Linked DNA regions of Homo sapiens: all the other regions are linked to region 1. A link is a contact called in ENCODE Hi-C or POLR2A ChIA-PET data. All regions are on one chromosome and are shown on one strand. Each heading gives the region's core, a stretch centred on a gene start or an enhancer-like site at or near the end of the contact. The rest is flanking DNA. Distances are from core to core; before and after follow the strand shown.

Evidence for each region. A loop is a pair of places that touch in the nucleus more often than their neighbours do. ChIA-PET counts read pairs that join two places held with the same protein, here RNA polymerase II (POLR2A). Pooled maps may share reads with other maps.
Region 2: a pooled map shows a loop between it and region 1 (2.8-fold over the local background). The contact joins two enhancer-like sites. A Hi-C loop is called at or near these places in 1 of 168 maps with a recorded cell type or tissue (naive thymus-derived CD4-positive, alpha-beta T cell), 3 of 37 single-sample maps with no recorded cell type and 10 of 50 pooled maps. POLR2A ChIA-PET finds 5 or more read pairs at or near these places in 1 of 52 experiments (AG04450).
Region 3: a loop to region 1 is called in a map with no recorded cell type, with 4 times the contacts of the local background. The contact joins two enhancer-like sites. A Hi-C loop is called at or near these places in 4 of 168 maps with a recorded cell type or tissue (GM12878, chondrocyte, heart left ventricle and 1 more), 6 of 37 single-sample maps with no recorded cell type and 7 of 50 pooled maps. POLR2A ChIA-PET finds 5 or more read pairs at or near these places in 3 of 52 experiments (AG04450, HepG2 and MCF 10A).
Region 4: a loop to region 1 is called in a pooled map, with 3 times the contacts of the local background. The contact joins two enhancer-like sites. A Hi-C loop is called at or near these places in 2 of 37 single-sample maps with no recorded cell type and 7 of 50 pooled maps.

What each region holds. Positions count from the first base shown.
Region 1 is chr1:221,723,642-221,726,489 of GRCh38, forward strand. All of the region lies in intron 2 of DUSP10 (dual specificity phosphatase 10), which reads right to left. Among named protein-coding and RNA genes, the nearest start is that of DUSP10, 17 kb to the right of the region's middle. Within about 2 kb of position 1,475, at least 12 of the 41 ENCODE cell types and tissues checked have a DNase peak (open chromatin) inside an H3K27ac peak, as active enhancers do.
Region 2 is chr1:222,653,704-222,656,551 of GRCh38, forward strand. It overlaps MIA3 (MIA SH3 domain ER export factor 3), which reads left to right. Exons shown (of 28, transcript NM_198551.4): 16 at 540-595; 17 at 686-776; 18 at 952-1,090. Among named protein-coding and RNA genes, the nearest start is that of MIA3, 37 kb to the left of the region's middle. RefSeq lists an enhancer at 1,269-1,508. Within about 2 kb of position 1,353, at least 10 of the 41 ENCODE cell types and tissues checked have a DNase peak (open chromatin) inside an H3K27ac peak, as active enhancers do.
Region 3 is chr1:222,454,192-222,457,039 of GRCh38, forward strand. No RefSeq gene overlaps it. Among named protein-coding and RNA genes, the nearest start is that of TRT-TGT2-1, 9.4 kb to the right of the region's middle. RefSeq lists an enhancer at 1,194-1,243. Within about 2 kb of position 1,345, at least 10 of the 41 ENCODE cell types and tissues checked have a DNase peak (open chromatin) inside an H3K27ac peak, as active enhancers do.
Region 4 is chr1:221,067,930-221,070,777 of GRCh38, forward strand. All of the region lies in intron 3 of LOC101929750 (a long non-coding RNA gene), which reads left to right. Among named protein-coding and RNA genes, the nearest start is that of HLX-AS1, 190 kb to the left of the region's middle. RefSeq lists a silencer at 1,215-1,264. Within about 2 kb of position 1,347, at least 4 of the 41 ENCODE cell types and tissues checked have a DNase peak (open chromatin) inside an H3K27ac peak, as active enhancers do.

The DNA of each region.
Region 1 (2,848 bases), core at 225-2,724:
TTATGATGATAGTTTTTATTATAAAAGCTACAAATCAGGAAGAGCCAGATAAAGACACATACAGGGCAATATCTGGGAGGGTCCTGCATATGGAGCTTCTAGGCCCTCTCCTTGTGCAATCAGGACACATTGCCCTGCTGACACAGCAATGTGTTCACTAGGAAGTTTAACTGAGCTTTGGTGTCCAGAGTTTTTATTGGGTTCCATTACTTAGGCATAATTAAATTATTGGCCTTGTGATTGAACTCAATCTTCAGTCCCACTCTCTTCTGCTGAAGAAGATGAACTAATACAAAGCCCTGACCTTCTAATCATGTGGATGTCTTTCTGATGATAAACTCTTATCCTGAGTCATCGCATTAACATAAACACAGGTGTGATCCAAGGGGCTCATCATGCATAACAAAGACACTCCTAACACTCGGGGAGTTCCAAGGGTTTAGAAATTATTTCCCAGGAACTGAGGACAACGGCCAGACAAATTCTCTATTATACAACAGTTTCTTAGTGATGAAGGGTGTGGGCTCTGGAGTCAGGCAGGTCTGAATTTGGCATTGTGCTGTGAGACCTTGGGCAACTTACCTAACCTCTCTCAGCCTCAATTGCCTCATCTAAAAAGTGGGGATAATAATACTGTTATTACCACATTGAGATCGGCAACATTTGATAGACATGGAATTCAGGCTACTATAATAACAAGCATTTTTTTTTTCTAGTAGCTGCATTCAAGAAAGTAAAAACAAACAGGTAAAATATTGCTAATATATTTTTCTTAACATGTGCAAATATCATTTCAAGAGTCAATATTAAAACAATTACTAATGAAATATTTTACATTATTTTCTATATAAAGTCTTGAAATCTGGTATATATTTTACACCTACAGCACATCTCTGTTTGGACTGGCCCCATTTCAAGTGCTCAATGGCCACGTTTGGCTTGCAGCAAGGCTACTATATTGGACGCTGCAGATAGATTTAATACTATTGCTATCCCCATTAAATGAGTTAATGCTCAGTGTCATAATTGTTCCCATTCTACAAATGTTAACTAAAATATGTGTTTGTTTGCATGTGAATGTGTGTGCATGCACATGGAGGGGTAGTGACCAATGACTAAAATCTACGGTGCTATAAGCCACACTACACCAGGAAGTCATTCGGCTCCCATGGAACATCAAATAGCCACTCTATTTTCAGGAAAAGAAACACTTCAACTTGGAGAAGAGAGGCTCTCTGATCGATTAACTACAGCATGCTCTTTTATTTCAGCACTCCAACATCTCCCAGTGCACGTTTTAATATGAGCCAAATCAAGTAGCCACGACAATAGCTTTGAATGAGAAAAGACACCCCAAAAGCAGTGCGCAGATACATGGGGATGCCTGAAGGAGCTCAGAATGGCTTAAGGAGTAGGGGGAAGAAAAACTGCAGAGAGGAGCTTTGACTCACTGAGTCATTGAGCAACTGTTCTGTGCCCTCTCAGGCTACTTCCCACAGCCACCGCCCAGCCAACAGCTAGCTGCACCCAGCCAATCACTCACTCCACTCCCTGGAAAAAGCTCCACATTGGGAAGCCAGAAGAATGTCACTAGCAAGAGATTGATTTCAAGGTAATTATTTAGGCAACTTTGTAGCATCTCATTCTCAGGCCTAAAAGTGTTCTCAAAGTTTGTTTTAATAAATGCATGTATTAATATGAAGTCTCTGTGTCTTTTAATAATGATATACCACATTCAGCTCCTCCCAATCTTTGTAAGAGAGGGCTTCCTGGACTCCATAACCACAGCATTCCTCCAGCTCTTTCTATTCACTGGAGCAGAAATGGGGCTTTCTAGCCATCCTCAAGGTAGGAATTAAGAGATTCACCTAGTAAGTGTACATGAATAGATTTTTACATAATATGCAAAATTAATTATAATATACTCAACCAATTCACATATTTTATCAAGGAAGACAAGCTAATTATCTGTCAAAGAATTATCTCCTATTTAAAGGGCACTTTACCTCAATTTGGCAAAATGAACTAATGGGAATTATCTTTCCATTCTGATGTGTTTTTGCTGCCTGTGTTTGCTTAAGCCCCTAGAAGACTTCAGCACTGCACTAAAACCTCAGGATTTAGAAAAGTTGAGAGGAAGGGAGACACAAACACATCTACTCAGCATCTCACTAAATCTACCTCTTGCTGCTTTTATTGTCCCTTTCAGAGTGTTTTATCTACAGTGTAAAACTGGGAGTGACTCATATTTATGAAATAAGGAGCCGTTGTTAGCCTTGCCAGATCATTCACTTCCACAATAGCTTCTGATTTTTAATAGCGCTGAGTGGTGCTTCCTCATGTCCTCACTCTATCCACCAAAGAGGTCCAAGATCTGCAATATGTGCCTTACAGGACATGTGGTAAACACACACATTCAGGATCAGTATCAAGACCTGTGGTCAAGGATAAAGATGTCCCTAAAAACTCACAACTTTGATAGGTATTTGGATCTTACACTCAGGAAAGAAAAGCAGAAGTTAAAAAGTGAAAGAGAATTGGGGGGAAAAATAAACTCAAACTGGCAACTAGCACCCAAAATGGCAGCTAGTACCCATTTCTCTAAATGGGGAGTGCAGTTGGGTGGGAAGGTGGAGAAAATTCCAAACAAGGGTTTCCTTCAAGAGGTTTCTCTTGTCATACCAAAACCTTGGAAACAATCTTAATTTATATTAATAGGCAAGTAAGTAAAATGTGGTAATAAGACAGGTTACAGCATTAAAGAAGAAAATCTATGATCACAACACAGGAAGCAAAAGTACATGCAATATAAAGTGAAAATGAATTTCAGTTACTATGTGAGAAACCC
Region 2 (2,848 bases), core at 103-2,602, 930 kb after region 1:
CTGGTTTTAAGAGTACTGAGGTGGTTGGAGGCATAAACTGACTAAGGCCATGAAAGAAAACCACAACTGGTTTTGAGAGTACTGAGGTGGTTGGATCCATAAACTAAGGCCATGAGAGTGGAGGCTATAGTGTTGCAGTGTTTACTGATGAGGAAAATGTTTCTAGATGCCCTCTCTCAAGTTGGATATTGCTTGTGTAGTGGGTGTTTTAAACCACACCTGGTAGTAGATTCTGGAGGAGAATAGGAGGGAATCTTTCTGAATAAGACACTAAGCCCAGATGGAAGAAAGAGCTTTATCTCACATGTTTCTTCTTGCTCAATAATGGCATGTATAACATGTTTATTGTACAAATGGGAATTCACTTTTTCAGTCTTAAGTTTGCAGTTCTCTTAAAAGTCAGTCTAATCCTTTTCTGTTTTTGTTTGTTCTTTAAATGTTTGAACATGACAATTGTTTAGTTTTGGGTAAATCAAGAAAATATAGATTTAAAAAGCAAGGGAAGAAAAAGCAATGAAAGAAAGCCTTTTGTTTTTTAGGTGACCGGAATGAGAAGATGAAAAATCAAATTAAGCAGATGATGGATGTCTCTCGGGTATAATCGTTTTTAGAGTCCCATAATTGCCTGTGAATACTTTTACTATGCCTCACTTTTATGAATACTTGTCTCTTCTGCAATTTTTAGACACAGACTGCAATATCGGTAGTTGAAGAGGATCTAAAGCTTTTACAGCTTAAGCTAAGAGCCTCCGTGTCCACTAAATGTAACCTGGAAGGTAGGTTGCTTCTTGAGAAGAAATTGCTATATATTGGAAAGATACAAAATTGCATTAGAAAGATAAAGAGCGGCTTCCTGCTTTCATACTTCTCATTTCTCTCAGCACCAGCCCCCAACCAAGTTCTCAAGTTCTTGTGCACACATATGGAACTCAAATGTTTTATCCTTTACAGACCAGGTAAAGAAATTGGAAGATGACCGCAACTCACTACAAGCTGCCAAAGCTGGACTGGAAGATGAATGCAAAACCTTGAGGCAGAAAGTGGAGATTCTGAATGAGCTCTATCAGCAGAAGGAGATGGCTTTGCAAAAGTAAGATTATCATCATTTACTGTTAACTGTATTGTCATGTCAGTAAATAAATGTGTACTAATATAGATAATGTTATCGTTTTTCAGGATTGTACTCTTTTGCATCTGTAATTAGTATAAATTTGTCTTTCTTTCTTTCTGCTTTGTTTCTCATAAGCTGCATTTTTCTTTCCTTTCTAACCAGTAGTCAAAAACTGTTGCCTGTAACTCACTTAAGGGGGAGCAGTGTACTGGTACTGACGGTCGCTGCTGTGGGAGTGCTTCTCTTTTGAAGATCTGGCCATGCCTTGTCTGTGGCTCCGCCACTTGTTTCACTTTCCTTTCTTTGTGGTCAATTATGTAATTTCCTTTAAACAGTCTGAGGGATTTGTATGACGTGTTTTAGTAGAATAAAAACTTCAAAAAAGGAAAATTTACTTATTGAAGGTACATTTAGTTTTGGACTTCACAGAGTAAAATATTCAAACTAAACATAATTGTGGCAAAGATATTAGGAGTTTTGAATGTAGAACTATTTGGTGTGTATATTTAGATAATAATCCTCTGAAATACATATCTCAAATTTCGAGCGAGGTACCTTTTGAGAGGTATATTTTTATAGTTCAAGTTTTTTGTCCACAAAAACATCTGAATTCTCTAAAAATAGGTTATCTGTGGCAGTTGCTATTTGTGTTTGCTCTTATGTTTTACTCTTTGGTGTATATGGCAGTGTGTGAGGAGGCCTCTCTTGCTAAGCAAATTTAACTTTTTTAAATGCTTAGACTGCTACTGCTGTATGCCATTAAATATTGAAACCATACCATTAACTTTTTCTCTAATTCTTTGCTCACCAGGCAGCCAGTTTAGATTTTCCAGGTTTTGTTCAGGCCAGCTCTAAATAAATGCCTGTCCTGCTTCAGAGAGACATTCCTCATTTCATTACTTTTTAAAAAAGAGCACTTCTCTGCCTCCAATAGTAATGTGAATTACGTAAATGGCAACTGTTTTTCTTCGTGATACAGTTAACCCATTGATGTGGCAGTGTTTTATTCAACTTCCCCAAAATTCATTCAGTCTCCATGTGTGGTTTGTACTCTACTGTCCACCCCTAAAGTCACTGTGTTAATTCAGGCCCTTGTCATCTTTTATGCCAGTCCCCTAGCTAATCACGTATCTCCAGACTTTCTTTCCCTTTTTTTTTTTTTTTTTTTTTTTTGAGACAGAGTCTCACTCTGCCGCCCAGGCTGGAGTGCAGTGGCGTGGTCTCAGCTTACTGCAAGCTCCGCCTCCCAGGTTCATGCCATTCTCCTGCCTCAGTCTCCCGAGTAGCTGGGACTACAGGCGCCCGCCACCATGCCCGGCTAATTTTTTTTGTATTTTTAGTAGAGATGGGGTTTCACCTGTGTTAGCCAGGATGGTCTCAATCTCCTGACCTCGTGATCCACCCGCCTCGGCCTCCCAAAGTGCTGGGATTACAGGTGTGAGCCACCGCGCCCGGCCAAAGAATATACTTTAATGCAGGTTCAGTGAGTTTACTTTTGTATGAAAATGTCTTTAGTTTGACTCCATTTTAAAAGGATCTTTCTGCTGGTTCTGGAATTTCGATAGTTGTTTAGTATCAGCACTTTAAAGATAACCAGTTATCCTCTAGTTTTAAAGTTTCTTTGAGGAATCTATTATCATTCTTATTTTCTCTTTTCTCTTTTTTCAAATGTTTTATGCCTGCCCTAGCTGCCTTTCGTCATTTTCTTTTTGGTTTTTCAGCAGTTTTCTTGGGAGG
Region 3 (2,848 bases), core at 95-2,594, 730 kb after region 1:
GTAGGGACCGAGTCTGGGCAGCCACAAGCAAAAATGGGAAAGGGATTCGCATGGTGGGAATGGCATTTGCCCATCTCCATTTTCGAGGCCTCTCTCTGGGTTCAACAGTTCTTCTAAGATCACATATGGCTGTCTGGCCACTTTAGTTGTAAGCTTTCTCTGCTTCCAAGAGATGTGAACTCATTTCAAGCAGCTCATTGGCAGCCCTCCTGCCCATTCTATGCATATTTTACAGAGGAGAGCTTTGAAGCTTAAGCAAAATGGCATTTGCAAGGTCACAGAGCTCACTGGTGGCAGAGCTGGGATACAGGACTATTGGATTCAAAGCCCCCCACCCACTCTTTACCTCCCTCCCCTTTCTAAAGCATGACCCACTGGAGCTTTCACGGTGGGGGCTATAGATTGTGGAAAAAAGTGGCAACATGACTGTGAACTTGCATCTGATCCAGTGATTCCAAATTCCCTTACAATTGAGGCAGAGACTCCGCCAAAGGGACTGGTGAGCCCTGTGACTGGCCCCATCACCATGACAACACTCCTGTTCCAGCGCCTCAAGGGATCTCCACTCTCCTACCTTCTCACGTAGGTGGGAAAGGTGGCGTCCTCACCTACATGTACGGCCAGGACTCCCATAATTTAAGAAGAGCCAGCTAGATCACTAAAATGGTCTCCATGCTACACGTTACAACTGCACATCTCAGCACCCAAAGCCTTCACTGGAGAGAGAAAACCGTGCCTGGGTGACTCGTGACTCGACATTGGCTCCGGACGTGTCAGTACAGAGGAACGTCGGTACCGGATCCCAGACATAGGGCTGAGCCCAGCTGGTTCTCATTCTCTTCTGGGGCCAGGCCTGCTGCTGGTTTCATTTAATTGAATATTTTGATTGTTTGATTTCTGTAGCCAGAAGCCTGTAGGCAGTAAATGCCCTTTTCCATCAGTTCAAGAAAGAAAATGTACCTGCCGAGGTAGTATCTGCTTCGCTGAGCTGCTGACTTATTTTAAGAACTAAATCTTTCCTGTTACTATATTTTTCACTCTGGGGTGTGCGCGCTCCAAGACTGACAGTAACTCAGGTCTAGGACAGGAGCGTCCTCTCGGCGATGACTTAGCGCCACCTACTGACCACTTGCTCAACAGCGGCCACGTTCAGCAACCACGGTGATCTCGACAGACACGAAAATGTTCTGTGCTCTCAACGAGAAGTTCTGCATGTATTCTTCCCTTCTCACATAGCAGAGCTTGCCTAGCAGAATTGTGCTCCTTTTATTTTTTAATATAAGTAAGTTAAGACACAGGGCTCCAGCAAGAAAGCTGAGCAAGTTCTCCATTTGGCAACTGTTTCATACTTCCCGACTTTGGCGGCTGTCATTTATAAATGATGAGCTCATGAGTGAGGAGGCTGATGCAACCCCCAGGGGCCCAAAACACAAGCATGGAGAAAGACAGCCCTCCTGTGGGATCTGATGCAATCGTCTTGTCTTCTTTAGGCTTTGATACCAGTGTTTCTAAACTTTAGGTGCAAGATTATCCTCACAGCACCTCTAAGGAGTATAAACCCCAGGGTTATTACTTACCGGTTACCACAGCAACTCATATGTAAAGAGTTGGAAAGTCCTTCCTCTGTGGTGATTGAGAGTAGACATGGAGCTGTTTGCAACCCCCTAAACACATTGCCCCCTTGCCACACAATAGCAAAAATTGAGAATTATCATCCTGTCACCACCCAGTGGCTCTGGGCCCTCAAGCTCCCAATTACTTACAGATATCTACAGCAGAGTCTCTTGACCTTCGCACCATCGGGTCAGATAGGTCTTTGTTGTTGGGAGGCTGCCTGCGCATTATGAGCATTTAGTAGTATCCTTGGCCTCTACCCACTGGTGTCACTGGCACCCCACCACTGTCCCCAAACCTCCACCCCTGTTATAACAATCAAAATACCTATAGACATTGCCAAATGTTTCCTGGGGGTACAAAATCACCTCTGCTTAAGAACCACCTATCTGGAAGGCAAATACATGGAATATAAGAAGAACAACAACAGTAATAATTACTAGTACTGCTATCATTTAAAAGGTAAAATTGCACCACCAGCTAATGGATAAGTCATCGGCTTCCTAAAAGGCACTAATTACGTGCTGAGACTTTTATGGCCTTATCTTATTTAGTCTTCACAACCAAGAAACCAGTCTGTGTTGACAAAACATTCACATTACAAGGAAACTGAAGATCAGAGATGCCAAGTAACTTGGCCAAGGGTGCAGAGCTGTCAGTGGCTGAACTACCATTTGAAACCAGACTTTCCTGACTGTAAAATCTGAGCCTGTCACCACCTCCAGATCCTGAGGTCACATAGCACAGATAGTTCTGGAACAGTCCTCACTCTCAAAAGTTCTGCCAGAGTATGCTAGCACTATTCAAATAATATATCTAGATTTAGATTTAAAGACATAAAGACTGTAGCTATCCTCTGTAAGAAATTGACCCAAAGTGTGACTGCTGTGGAGGTTTTCCAATAGGGGAATAGAGCGGGCCAGAGTCTTGGCCAGTAATTGACTGTATGGCCTTTATTTGGGGTCAGTTACTTAAGCTCTTGAAGTCTCTTCTTGTTCATATATAAGATAAAAAATTTTGTCAGAGCAATGGTACTCAACTCTGGCTGCACATTAAAATCACTTGGGTAGCTTTTTGCCATGGTTTGGATCTGTGTCCCCACCCAAATCTCATGTAATCCCCAATGTTGGAGGTGGGGCCTGGTGTGAGGTGGGATTGGATCATGGGGGCAGATTTCCCCCTTGGTACTGTCCTCAAGATACTGAGTTCTCATGAGATCTGGTTGTTTAAAAGT
Region 4 (2,848 bases), core at 97-2,596, 660 kb before region 1:
TTCACCAGTAGCTTTGCCAAATTTTTGCAATAACATGATTCCACTGTATTTCTATTTTAGTACCACGATCTCATGCCTTGAAGTTTATTTGAAAAAAGAAAACAACATAAAAAAGAGTGAAGTTCAGCCAAATCCAGGTTATTCAGGATTTAAGTTATAATCCAGCATGAAGATTATCCTAAACTTTTGCTTCTCTTCCTCACCTTTAGTATTTTTCATCTTAAGTGGATGTTCCTGCTCAGTAGCATATTTCCCAGAAAGAATCAATGGGATTTAATTAATTTCTTGTGTGAAATGCTGCAGAGATACTTTTTGAGGGAGGGAGAGAGAGAGAGAATGAGAATGTATGTAGAGAGAGAGAGAAGAGAGAAATGGTTGGAAGCTTTTGGTAATATTTTCTGATATGTATAAACTTAAATTACCTAGAATTCATGAGCACTTCTGCTTGCTATCCATGTAGAAGAGATCATTAAGAGATTGCTGTATTTTATCCATAATGTACTTTTCTAACCTAAATTATTAGGAATAGGAATACCCCATCTGCATGCTATGAATAACACCATGTGTGGAGAATCTGCACAGATCCTGAGATAATTGTAGGGATGAAGCTGTCTAAGGAGAAATCCCAGGCCTTAGGAGAGTGTGAACCTTGTGGAAAGATGAACAAAAGGGGAAGAGCCCTATTTTGAATCAAGGAAATCTTAACTCATGAGAATAAAATTAGTGTGAGGAGCCAAATCCTGAACAATCTTTAGTTTCCTTATTTTCTCTCTGATGACACTGTAACTGTCTAACTAAAAAGGAGAGAATCAAGTTAAGGAGCAAAGTATTTGGTCAACCCTTTAAACTATTTGTCGACATCATTTTATAGGTCAGCATACTTGTTTGAATTTTCCATTTGTCTTTAGAATATCTACCTGGAGAGAAGTCGATATTTAACTAGAAGAGATGGACGCTGTTGGGCTAATACAAAAAGTTAAAAATTCAACCCATGAAACATTGGTTTTTATTTCATTAGCAATTTTGGTTTCATTTTTTTTACCCAAATTAGGCTGAAAAATGAAATCAAAATTGCTGGTGAAATGAAGCCATTTTATACAAATAGCACTTTGCATCCTCAAAAAGAGAGATTCCACAGAATGTTCTTGTACAAACACCTGTAGTTTGGGTCCATGTGGAATCTCTCTTTTTCAGGACACAAAGTGGTATTTGTATAAGAACATTCTGATTCTGGATCCACTAGCTGCAAGAAGACCTGATTGAACCAGTGCCTCCCGCTGTGGGTGAAAATCAGCCTGGCCTCTCCTGGGACACAGAGGGGACCAAACTGTCAGTCACTAGAATGATTTGTTCTCACTTTCCAGCTGGCTGGTTTGGTGCTGTTGTTGATGCTGCCACAGTCATTGTAGTGTAGGGTAGGTAACAGACTAGCCTTCCAAGCACCTAGCTTTCCACCTCCTTGCTGAGACTTTGGCTTGGTCTCCTAGAAATGGCTCCTTTTAACCCAATAAACAGGGAAGTGGGTGGGGGGATAGCTGTTTAAAAAGAGCACATTTTAATGGAAAAATGAGGTATTTTCCATTGTGGTAATGTGTCTTTTTTTTTCAATCATAAAATTGCTCAAAAGAGGAAGCAAAAAGAGGAACATGTATTCATTTGTTTCAACTTGAATTTGTGAAATGAGTTCTTAAGAAAGCTAGCAGGCATCTATTTCGAAGAATTATGACTCCTTTTCGACATGTAAATATCGTATCATTTCCACAGTATAATTATCTCCCATGATGATCTAAATTTATATGACTGTAGATTCCAAACGCAGTTATTGTGGAGTTTCAACAAGACCACATATGAGAAAGAAAGAGAGAAAATATCTGCATGTGTCAGTGTTCAAATGACACCATCAGAGACTGTTGAGAGTAAGACAAGACCTCTCCTTTGTGACCAGTTAACTGATACTAGACAAGTATTGTTCTAGCAGGTAAAATGACTCGAAGATATCTTCAAACTTTATATTTTTTAATAACCCCCATAATACAGAATTACCTATGGATGTACATGTTGGAGTACATTCACGTGAAAGTATAGAATCAGACATTATTCAGGCAGACTTTCCCTGTTCCAAATACTCCTTAATTGAGGAACTACCTTGACTACTAATTTTAAATCACAATAGTTCCATGCAGAAGGGAGAGCTAAGTTTTGGGTTACAAAATTTTGAAAACCACCATATAGAACCCACCTAAAATATCCAACCACCAACTTGCCACTGGCGATGGCTGAGAAAGCAGAAGGGAGGCAGATGTGGTTGTTGCCCAGTTGGAAATGATGATACTAATAAGACTTTAAGTGAAGTAAGCAGAAGGAGTTTGGGGCATTTGTTATGCTCTCCTTGAAGCTCTGTTCTGAGTCCTCCCAGACCTGGCTGGAGATTGATTTTCCTTCTGTGCTAGATATCCTACGTGAAAATAACCATGGCAGTATTAATAATAGCACTGTAGCAGCTGTTTGGAAAGTGAGCACCTTCCATACCTTAACTTTCTATTTTGCCTGGTAGATTGCACTCTTTTCCTTTTCACTAGCAGATAGTTCTCTGAGTACGAATCTAAAGAGAGGAGAGCCAAGGCTATCTATATTGCCTATGGTAAGACAGCATAGTGAGACATTTCCTTAAAAATCTGGGAATGACTGCAAATGGCATTGGGAATACAATCATGAGTTGGTTGCCCCTGATGGTAGTTCTTCAGGTTCATGCATAGGAAGCTCCAAGGGAAGGTTGACTCATTAGATGCACCAAAGGTTGGCTTACTCTAAAAATGAACATGTCATGAGCATGCACACAGGGTTAATA